Linked DNA regions of Mus musculus: region 2 is linked to region 1. The links are chromatin loops, found by intact Hi-C in ENCODE. Cell type or tissue: left cerebral cortex. All regions are shown on one strand. Each heading gives the region's core, and the rest is flanking DNA. Links, peaks and the distances in the headings are about the cores only.

The links. Peaks named below come from ENCODE experiments on the same cell type or tissue, not always from the same donor. Only the 100,000 strongest peaks of a DNase experiment are listed, where the experiment ranks them.
Region 2: it touches region 1 in a loop (2.8-fold over the local background); 1 of 42 quality-filtered maps calls a loop at or near these places.

The regions. Positions count from the first base shown.
Region 1 is chr8:11,725,085-11,730,601 of GRCm38, forward strand. Arhgef7 (Rho guanine nucleotide exchange factor (GEF7)) reads left to right here and starts at 2,974. Exons shown (of 22, transcript NM_001372321.1): 1 at 2,974-3,332. The coding sequence starts at 3,168. In left cerebral cortex, for the core only: no CTCF peak of the experiment used is centred there; DNase peaks (open chromatin) are centred at 2,716, 3,166, 3,633, 4,925 and 1 more place; H3K4me3 peaks cover 2,299 bases; H3K27ac peaks cover 1,660 bases.
Region 2 is chr8:11,555,313-11,560,829 of GRCm38, forward strand. It overlaps Ing1 (inhibitor of growth family, member 1), which reads left to right and starts at 1,145. Exons shown (of 2, transcript NM_011919.5): 1 at 1,145-1,733. The coding sequence starts at 1,598. In left cerebral cortex, for the core only: a CTCF peak has its summit at 2,671; DNase peaks (open chromatin) are centred at 564, 1,105, 1,665, 1,872 and 2 more places; H3K4me3 peaks cover 3,768 bases; H3K27ac peaks cover 2,923 bases.

The DNA of each region.
Region 1 (5,517 bases), core at 254-5,253:
GAATCATAACCCAAGGGCCTCATGGAGACTCTCCAGAGACTGGCCCTGAGTCACAAACGGTGATGGTTGGATTCCCGAAGGAGCCACCCTTCTGAAGGATTCCACATCAGCGCCTGTAGAGCCAGACACATATCAGAGTGTCCTTGGGCACCATCACCTTCTGACCGATGGTGGGAAGCTCCGTCCCTTCCCCCAGTGAGATGTACCTGAGGTGGGGTGCTGGGGGCAACTCAGACGATCTGATTTGGGGTTGGTATGCCCCAACAAGCATGTCCAAGCCGTAACTCCCAGTACCCATACGTGGGTCTTTATTTGGAAGCAGGGTCTCTATATGTCATCAAGATGGAGTTATCCTGGGTCAGAGAGGGTAGTTTCCCCTGTGACTGGCATCTTCCAAGGACAGGGATGTTTAGACCTAGGCATAGAAAGGACGCACATGCCATGAGAAGTCAGGATGGAGATTGGGGAGTTAATGTGTGAGCCAAGGAAGGATGTCCAAAGACGAGTGGCCCCTGCAGAGACAAGAGGGGACCTTGACAAATCCCCACACACACCTCTATGAGGGACCAGCCATTCAGATGCTCAATGATTTCAGCCTCTGAACTATAATACAACTTATTCCTGCTGTTTTGAGCTACTTTATTTCTTGAAGATGATGGCAATCTCAAGAAATAATCCAGGACCTAGTGGGGGTACACCAATGCCCAGGGGGTGATCGACGGGTAAGGAGCAAAAGCTATGCTATGACTGATGACTGCTTATCACTGCAGCCATATCCAACCTTCCCATGTCCTTGTTTAGCCAGCATTGACACTATGAATCTGGACTGAGGCAGGTATGTTGGAGGGGACCCTAGGAAGTAGCCACACAAGAAAGGAGCCTGAAGGAAGCCACATCTCTCATCAGCGGAGACCATGCTGGCACATGTACTGCGTTAGGGTTCTCCAAAGAAATGAAGCCACAGAATATCACACAGCAGTAAAGGGTACATTCTTAGGTGTCCAAGTGTATTAGCTAACATCTATTAATCCAGCAATTACCACCTGTCTGTCAATCATCTATTATCCATCGATATCAGCCAATCAGCTGCTTGTTTAAGGAGAGATCCATCACAGGGTACTGGCTCAGGTATGTAGGGAAGATGGCTAATCCACTTCTCCAGGAGGCTCAGGCTGGAGTGAGGGCTTCTGACATTCCAGTTGGTGTTTCTCTACCCATGGGGAGAAGGGCATTTCCTCTCCTCAGTCTTGTAGCAGGGATTTAGAAAATGCCAAGGAAATTTGACCAAGGGTTCACCTTGGACACCAGAAGTGCTCAGCGAAGCTCCTCAATGACACAGTTGTGAGCAGGGCTACTTTCTAGGATCTCCTCCAAATAATGATTCGAAATTAGCGTGTACTGGGGTTAAAAGAAGGTGATCTGTAAGGTTATCATTTAGCAGCTCAGGGGCTTTTTTTCCAGAATGAACGGGTGTAGTCAATGGTCCAGTCTGACCGTTGGTTCCCAACTTCCTCTGTCTATTAAGTCGGCCTCTGCCTGGCTTCCTTAGGGCCACTTGACAGTCAATATATGTAGCTATCTTTGTGTACTGCGTGATAAGGCCAGACCTAGTCTAACAGGATTTAAAAATAGTAACGAGTAAATTTTTCAATTCAGCACTAGGGAAAGCTTCTTCCGGGTTGAGCAGCTTTGGTCGATAGACTCGGGCGTCGGTGATCAGTTTTGCATTGCCACTCTCTGGACCTCCACAGGGAAGCAAGATGGGAAACTGGCTGATGTGGGGCTCCTAGGGCAGGGTACCTCTCATATGTAACCAGGAAAATGGACAAAAAGTGAGGCTTGGGTCTGTCGGTGGTAAAGACACCGTAATTGCAGCAGTGGTTGGTTAGGGCTGGCTAGCGCTGCTCTGAAGGCAGCTGCCACCACAGAGAAGCTGGCCCTCAACAAACTTCACACTATTTTAATGCTTTGTTTGTGTCTGGAACAGAAATGTAGTCATTTAGCCAGAAGATGCTATTAAACGCAATCGATGGTGGTGATGGAAGCACCTGGAGAATGCAGAGAAGAGAGTCGAACCTGTGATCATTTTTTTGTTTTGTTTTTGTTTTTTGTTTTTAATTGACAGCATCGCATGGCTTCTAGCCTTGAGCAGTTACTGGATGAACGTGCGTGCCTGGCCCAGGGGAAAGGTCTCCTGGGACACTGCAAGCTTTATTTTAAACTGTCGAGGAGTGCCAGCCAGCAGGGAAAGCATAGGACCAGTGGCGGGAGTAAGTGGAAATATGTGTCGATTGACGGTGAGCCCTCACCTACTCCCCCCTTCCCCCAAGGCTCCTGTCACACATCCTTTGCGCTGGAAGAGGACGCCCAAGTTCTGGGCCTAAGCGTGGACAGCACGCTTTCCAGCGGACACCCACCCGAGGTTGCGATGTGCTCTTGATCGCTGGACACGTCACCGTCAATTTCACAAGGAGTCATGCAAGGCTTCTGGCTACTAAGGTCGTCCGCGCCCGCCGCCCCCCATCTCCGCTCCCGCCCCCCGCCTCCAGTGGCCTTGCAGCCAGCCGCTTAGCATCGCGCCCGCGTTCCCGACGCTCGTTCCTGCCCGAGTGAGACCCATCTGGTCACAGATCTAACGAGCATGTGCGTGCCATCCCCGCCGGCTGGCGAGGTGGCGAAGAGACGCCCGCGCCCCGCAGTCGGCGGGCTAGCTCAAGAGAGCATTCTGGGAAGCGCTTACTAATCGCGCGCCGCCCTACCCACAAAGGCGCGCAGCCCCGGGGCGCGCGGGCGGCGCAGGTGAGCGGGGGGCGCGCCAGCTGTCGTGCGCCGGGGCTGGCGCGGGGTGCGCGCGGGCGGCCGCCGCGTCTTTCTTCTCCGGTGATGTCATCGGGCGACGGCGGCCGCGGCCGGGGGGCGGCGGCGGGGGCGGTGCCGGGCGCCCGCAGGTTCCTGCGCCGCTAATGAAAAGGCACTTGACAGCGGGCCAGGGCGCGCGCGAGCCCGCGGAGCGGAGCGGGACCTGCTGGGCCGGCCGGGCCAATCGCCGGCGCGCGGCCGCCCATGGGCGCGGAGGCGGCGGGGGCGCGGGTGGCCGCGGCCCGGGCCGCTCCGAGGTGATCGCGCGCGGCGCCCCCTCTGTGCGCGCAGCCCGAGCCGCCGCAGCGATGAATTCTGCCGAGCAGACCGTTACGTGGCTCATCACCCTGGGCGTGCTGGAGTCGCCCAAGAAAACCATCTCGGACCCTGAGGTCTTCTTGCAGGCGTCGCTCAAGGACGGGGTGGTCCTATGCCGGCTGCTGGAGCGCCTGCTGCCCGGGACCATCGAGAAAGTAAGTGGCCATGGCACGGTCTTCGGGTGGGTCCCCGGCCCGGGCGGGCGGCGGGCGGCGGGGCGCGCGGGAGCACCTGGCGCGCGCCGGCTCGGGGCCCGCGCGCCCTCCTTTGTGCGCGGACCCGGCGGCGCGCAAGGCGCGGGGACCGGCGGCGGGAGTTCGGGGCGCCATTGTGTGCGGGGCGCCGGGAAGGGGACCCGCCCTGAGAGCACAGACAGCGGAGGGGGCCGCGGTGACGCTCGGGGCCGGCTCGGGGTCACGAGAAGGAGAGTTGGCTGTGCCGGCGGCGGTGGGGTTCTGCTCCACCCTAACGTGAAGTTGGGAGGTCGGCTTCGCCCCTCGCCGACACCGATCGGAAAACCTCGTCTCTGTGCCGCGCAGCTTTCTGCGATGGCTTTGTTTGAACGGTTTCGTCGCTGCCTTTGCAGTCTGACTCTTGCGTTGAATGGACCGGTGGCTGGGCATGTTTAAAGGATGCATCAAAAGCCAAGGGAGGGCCGAGCTGTGAAATGACTTACTGCCTTCCCCATCAAGGGATTCTTCACTCAGCCAAGCCTGCAGAACAGCGCACACAGGGTGCTGAAGCCCGATTTCTTTGGGGATGGGTCAGAATTTTTATCCTCACTGCCTGCTAGATTTGGAGCTGTCTGCCTGCTGCTGCTGGCTGCTGGCTCCCTGGCTCTGCAGTGTGAACCTTGACCACCGCTCTGGGTGACCAAAGTTTGTTTTCGTTTGTAAGCTCACAGAGCGGGCCGGGTCAGGGGTTGGGAGCACTTCTAAGAACAACCATGTTTTATAGGTCAAAAAATAATAAAGTCCTGTGTTCAAGATTATGCCAATACACAGTTTACAAGAAAACTTAAGATCCTTAGTAATTTAAAAGGTGTTAAGTACAGAAATGGAAGTGTCCCATAATTAGGAAGAAGTAACACTTCTTAATGGAGTACACACACACACACACACACACACACACACACATGCACATACACACAGACAGGCCCTAGGCAGGACACTCTGTTAATGCATATTAAGTGACCTGAAAAAGCAGAAATTCTAATTGTATTCATAAATTGGCATGCTGCAGTGTCAGAAAACATTTACCATGAGTTCCACATGCGTACCACAGGTTTTAGGTGTTTTCTTGAACATTGTATTGAAAACGACATGCATCTTAGAAGGACTAACTGATGTGGGAAACACTGTTTATAAGTGGGGCAGATCAATAAAGTTACAATTTTAAGATGCAACGACTGAAGAGAGCAGGGTGTGACTTGCCAGACACTGAGAAAACCCGGCTGTCCCCTGGCCATTGGTGATAATAAAAGACAGACGTCTGAGTGAGACACATGCTAAGGTTCTTAAAGATAACCCTGTTCTGTTTCTGAGGCAAAGCTGTAAAAAGATTCCTGTGCTATGTCAATGGACATGTTCCCATCCATGAACACGTCACGTGACATGTTTGCAGCGTTGATGTGGTCAGGCAAACTTCAAAAATTCATATTCTATTTTAAATTCTAGAAAGATCCCGTGAGGAAGTTGCAGCGCCTCTTTCATCTCTGACACAACACAGAGAGAGATGAATAAAAAGGGCTAGCCTCTGGCAGCTAGATTGGTCTCAAACATTCTGAAACTACAGTCGAGTGGAAATCTCTTGGGTCGGTGTTGTTTTAACTCTCTTTTTGAAGGCTGATGACCCTGTACAGATAGTCCCTGGCTCTTGAGTGAGGGGTATTTGTGGGGAGTAAACCATCAGCCACTGTCTGAAATTCTGGATTCCACGAGTTTGCATCTGCCATGAAGTCATCCGCACTTGGCAATGAATGCCTGCATGGAATCACATTTGTCTTGAAGCACATGTGTGGGGCAGCTTTTGCTTCCGTGCTGGAATGCCAGAGGGAGACCCTCTCTCCTTAAAAAGGAAATGCCTGGAAACAGAGCTGAACTTATGTGCGGCACGTGAAGGGTCTTAGCTGGACCCATTGCTACGTGGGCATGCTGACACTGGAGGGTTGTGAGCAGCGTAGGACTTCCCTTTCTCAAGTTCATGAGTTTAAAATGGAGTCCAGGCCTGGGAATGAGTGCCGAAGGAAGGCTTCCCATGTGTCTTTTATTAAGAGCACGTCCTGTTGTGTTTCACAACTGGGTTGGCTAGCGGGGACGGGACATTCCTTGAGCTCCAGCT
Region 2 (5,517 bases), core at 298-5,297, 170 kb before region 1:
CCAGCCATACAAAGGCGCGAATGTGGCGACCACAGGCCAGGCTCCGCCCCAGGGCGGTGCCTAGGCAGGAAGAGGGCGGGACCGCCGGGGCCCGTCGCCTAGGCAACCCCTCGCTCTGCCCGGGCTTTTCAGAAAGCCCTAAATCCGGCAGCTGTGGGGGAAGGGCGGGATGGGAAGCTGAAGGTTGTGCTCCCCTGCGGGAAGCACACTGCGGTGCCCGCTGCCAACTCAGTGTGACGAGGACATGGGCAGCCTCAGATGCGGCAGGGAGGGGAAGAGCTAGTTAGGATCAGAGAAGAGCTGCTCCCGCCAGCCCGCCCACCGTAGATCTCCGCGCTGAAAAGAGCACCCCTCGGGGGCCCCTTTGTCTCCAGGCCATTCTAAACCCAGCACCGGGAGGCGACACAAAGGGACGATGGGGGCGGAAGGCGCAGGCGCGTGGAGGCGCCGAGGATGCTGGGAGTGGTGGTCCCTTTGCGTGTCGATAGCTGCCCTCCCGCGCGGGTCCGCATCCATCGCCAGGGAGCTGCGCCTGCGCGTCCACTTCCGCCTCGCTCGGCTCCGCCCGCTCGTCCCTCCTGGAAGAGGACAGCTCTCTAGTACTAGGCGTGCGGGGGGCGTTGCCGATCCCACCACACCTCCTTCTCGTCCAGATTGGCCGCAGAGGTAAGAGTCGCAAGGGGATTGGCTGACGCCGTTGCCATTTCTGTTCGGGGGCCCTATTTATACCGCGCTAGGAGGCGGGGGAATGCAGTTAACCCAGCGGAGGGTGGCTCTTCTCAGGTTAGTCGGTTTGAAGGCAGCGATCTGGAGGCTCGTCCGGCCCCGGCGTGTCTCGAGGAGCAGGCTAGCACCCCGCGGTTCCCGGCCGGCGTGCGGCTCCGCCCAGTAGGTCCGCCACCGAGTGTCAAACTCCTAGTAAAGTTTCGCGTCGCCGGTCTCCCCTGCCCAGGCGACCCCGCCGCTGTCCCCTCGGCGACCCTGGCCCCCAGCGACAATGACAGGCCACGCCCCCGCGCGGGCCGGCCTCGCGGCCCGCCGCCCCCCGGCCCGGGACGGTGAGGGGCGTGAATGCGGTGGGGGCGGGGCCGCCTCCGGGAGGAGGGGTGGCGGGGCGCATGCGCGCTGCGCGCGGGGCTGAATGTTTCCCAAGTGTTTGAAACTGGTATTTGGGTTTTCCACGTTGGACAAGTGCGGCGAGGCGGGCGGCGGAGCGCGCCCTTCCCGCAGCCGGCCCCGCTCTCTCCGCTCTCCACGCTGGTGGCGGGTGGGCGGCGGTGGCCGGCCCTCTTTGGGTGTGTGCGCGCTAGTACGCACGGCCCCCCGCGCCGCCCGCCGCCCGGGAGGGGGCCTGCACGGCCGGCGGGGTGTGCGCTTGAGCTTCGGCCGCCGCGGCCCGCGCCTGCAGGCGCCGGGGTCCCCGCGGCCCCGGAGGCGGCGCGGCAGGCGCCAGATGTAGCCGCCGGCCAGCCCGGCCGGAGCGGCGGGGGGGCGCGGAAGGGCGAGAGAGCTTTGCATTTTGCAGTGCTGTTTGAGGGGGGCGGGGGGTGGAGGAAGCGGAAAGCCGCCGAATCGCCGGGGACCTCCGGGGTGAACCATGTTGAGTCCTGCCAACGGGGAGCAGATCCACCTGGTGAACTATGTGGAGGATTACCTGGACTCAATCGAGTCACTGCCTTTCGACCTGCAGAGGAACGTCTCGCTGATGCGGGAGATCGACGCCAAATACCAAGGTACGGCGGGTGATGGATGGGCGGGGGCGGCCGCGTCCATCCCTGGGTCCCGGCGGCGAGGCTGACCGGTCCTGCTGGAGCCGGAGCGCCCGGTAGCGTCCTCGGAGGGCTAGGAACAAAAGGTCTGGAGCGCCTTTGATACGCCGAGGTCCTTGTGTACCGAGCTCCGGGACATGGAGAAGGAAGGAGCGCGAACGGCTGGCTGCAAGGCTGCGCGACCAAAGCGCTCTTTGTAGTGAAGTGATGAGGCGGTGCTGCGGGGGAGGGGGCGCGGGGCTCGGCCGCGTCCTCGGGGAGGGGGTGAAGGCGGCCGCGCGAGGTGGAGTGCTATGCGGGCGCCGCGGCCGTAGGGCGCGGGCACCGGGCTAGAGAGAGGGCTGCGGGCCGTACTCCGGCGGAGCTGAGTGCGGGTCCGGAGAGTCGCCGCCTCCCGCCAGGTTCTGGTTCTAAGTGTTACATAAAGTACTGGGCAGTCCTGACTCGGGGTCGCGCGATCGCCCAGGCCCTGCTCTCCTGGGCCCTCTCTTGGCTCTGGACAGGGCTCCGGGCCGACTGCGAGGGGCGCCGGCGCGGTGTGTCTTGGGGAGGAAGAGGGTGAAAGGGAGGATCGCAGCCGACTAGGTGTACGACTGCGCTGCGATCGGTGGACGCGAGCTGGGCTCTGGCTGGAGAGGAGCGGGGCAGGTGAGGGACCTGCAGCCCACCCGAAGACCCGGGCTGCCCAGAGTGGCGAAGAGGCGGAGCCTGCGTGCCCGCCGGGAACTGTTGGCTGTTGGGGAAACTTTGCTGTGAGGTCAGGGGGCTCTGTTTTGAACGTGGATGGCCGCTCGGAGTTTACTCTTGTTTACAGAACTGCGCAGCAGGGAAACGGAAGAGTTGGGGGTGGTGGAGGGCCACTGCCCAGCACTGCATACAGAGACTTGCTGGGGAAAGCGCCCCTGCGCGCTCTATCCGAGATGCAGCTTCGCAGCTCGGTTTATAGGAGAATCATTAGCATATTGCGGAACGTTCCGCCTCTGCGGCCCTTTGATTGGTCGCAACATCCCCCGTGGAATGTCCTTATCATTGTGCTACAGAGTCATTGGGGGGCGGGCAGTATGGGGGCGGGCTTTGCTCGGGACTCGCTCCAGTCTGTGTTTCCGCTGTCTGCTTTTTTTTTTTTTTTTTTCCTCTGGTAGAGGGCCGGGCGGAGAGAGGAGGTGAGTTGATTTGAATGTCTTCGGGTCGCCCGTCCTCTGGCCTTGGGTTGGCTCCTGTCGCTGCTGGGGCGGGCCACCGTCGCTGGCTCTGCGCGCTGATTGGTGTACCTCCTGGTCTCCGCCCTCAGCGTCGTCGACTCACATAGGCTTCGGGCGGGGCGGGGCAGGGCGGGGCGCGCTTCCTGAGTCTCGTAGGCTGGAGTGGATCGCGGCCACTTTCCGGCTGCGAGGCTATGGCGGCGGTGGCCTCCGGGAGGATGCTGCGCTTACCTTCTCTGCTCTGGCTCCCCGCGGGAGCCTCTGATCGCTTGTCGCGTTTCCGGTAGGCTTGAATGAGCGGGAGTGCCTCTGTCGGGACTGCGGGTCTGTGTGTCCCGTGCTGTCCTCCTGCGGGCTCGTGTGTCCGAATGGCTCTAGAATATTCAAGTCCTTGCTCAGAACTACTGTTGGCAGACCGAGTTTTTGACGGCCGCCTTAGTGCTTCAGATGTAGAAGAGTTCGAAAGGAGGGTCTATGTTTTGGTTGTTGTAAATGGAGTTTGTTGCTTGAATTACTTTTCAAATATTATAGAAAATACCCCCAGGAAGCAATGCCTCTTTCTTAAGCGCAACCTTATATAAAGTTAAAGTGGCTTAAAGTAATTGGACAGATTAGATGGAACTGCAGGCCCATTTAGTCACTACCTTTATCCTTGTTGGTACTGAATGGTGGCCCAGCAGCAGGCTGAGGCTGAGCTGACAGGTGCCTCCCTGTGTGGAAGTAGTGCTGTCCTTGTTTGTTGCTTTTACCAACATTTTTGTTTTTATCAAATATTTTACGTAGGGTAACTAAAAATCTGTGTTATTGTGTGAGCTCCACAATAGCTTCTGGTAAGTTTTTGATGGCATTTTTCTCCACAAGCTTCACCTGGATTAAGGCAGGAAGAAGCAGTCATTTTCATTTAAATTAGCAACGGGAAGAATTACTCTTTTACAAAATACCAGTATAATCTTTGAAACATTGCTGGGTGTGATGGCAGGAGCCAGAGATCCCGGTTGGAGACAGGACCGGCTCTGATTGTATGCCATTTAACCCAGGATGGAGCTCAAAAAACAATTTGCTATTGGTTTTGTTATTTTTTCTCATTGACCTGGAACTCTTAAAGATCCACTTGCCCTTCCTTCTAGTATTAAAGGTATGTGCCATCATGCTCCAAAATGTGTATCTTAGGTTGTCTTTGGTAAGTTAAGTCAGTCGACTTACCTAGAAACTTCCTTTTAGATACTAGGACTGTACATGCCTCCTGTGTGGGGTCTGTTGTTCTTCCATGAATAATGCCTGCAGAACCTGTATGTAGCCTTACCTGTTGAGAGACTTCAGTGTCAGCCCTTGTGTTGTCTTCTAGGGTTTTGTTGGGGTGTGTGTGTGTGTGTGTGTGTGTGTGTGTGTGTGTGTGTGTTGAAACAGGGTCTTGATAAGTAGCTCTGGCCAGCCTGGAACTCTAAAGAGGTTTGACCCTGCCTGAATTGCCGTTTCCTGTCAGAGAAGCACAGAGTAGGGAGGCGGTGAATTTCTAGGTATCCTCTCTGACTGCCAGCCCGTCCACACAAGCATCTCTAGTAATTCCTTTAATAGATGGCAAAAAGGTCTCAAGGAAAATCTGATACCATTTACTGTTTGAGAAAAATACTCTTGGAGTTTTCTGGTATGTCCCATATTTCAAAAACAAAATAGTTTTTCCTTAGCGCACACAGAATTTCTTGGAGGTGTGGGTGGTTAATCAATTTGGCTTTGAGGTAATCCACTTAGGGCAGAATTTTTTTTTCTTCTGTTCACTTTTGTTTTTAAAACGACCAATGTTTTTGTTAGTTTCTGACATTTGAAGTGTTCTTTGACATCTCTGGCTGGAGATCCTTTGCCATAGTCCTTTGGACTACATCCTGCAGCACCCACTCTCTAGGGTTTCCCTCTGTCAGCATTTACCCATTTCTCTAGTTTCTTGTCATGGGTCTTAGACTGATTTGGCGTCAGTACAAAGGGTCTCTGCCTACTTGACACACAGAGGTTCGTCATACTTAGAAGCATACAGAGATGGGCTTGGCTCCCCTAAGGCTTCGCTAGTGTTAATTCCACAGGCTGGGCTGTTCCCGTGAAGCACTGTTAATGCGCATCACCCCTCAGACACAAGTGCCTTCTCAGGCCCTGGCAGTGGACTACTGCAGAGCCGAGTCGAGAAAGCACCCAAGCCTCCAAGAGACGCTGTGTACAAAGGAAGAACTCTGTTTCTGAAACATGACACATGTAACCCAAGCTGTCCTCACACCTGTGACCCCGACTGTCCTCACAACATGCCACCTTCAGGCTGTTCTCACACTTGGGCTCCTTCTGGGCACATGAGTCCTAGAATTAGGAACTACACTAGGCTGAATTCTGTTTTCTACTTCTAAGCATGCAGACGTATTTTTAGTTTTCTAAGAAGGATTTAGTTTTCAAAATGGTATTCTTGAGTACTTGGGAGATAGAGGCAGGCAGGCCTCTGTAGGTTCCAGGACAACCAGGGCTACACAGAGAGACAGTTTTTTAAAAAATGTGAACAGTAGATTACA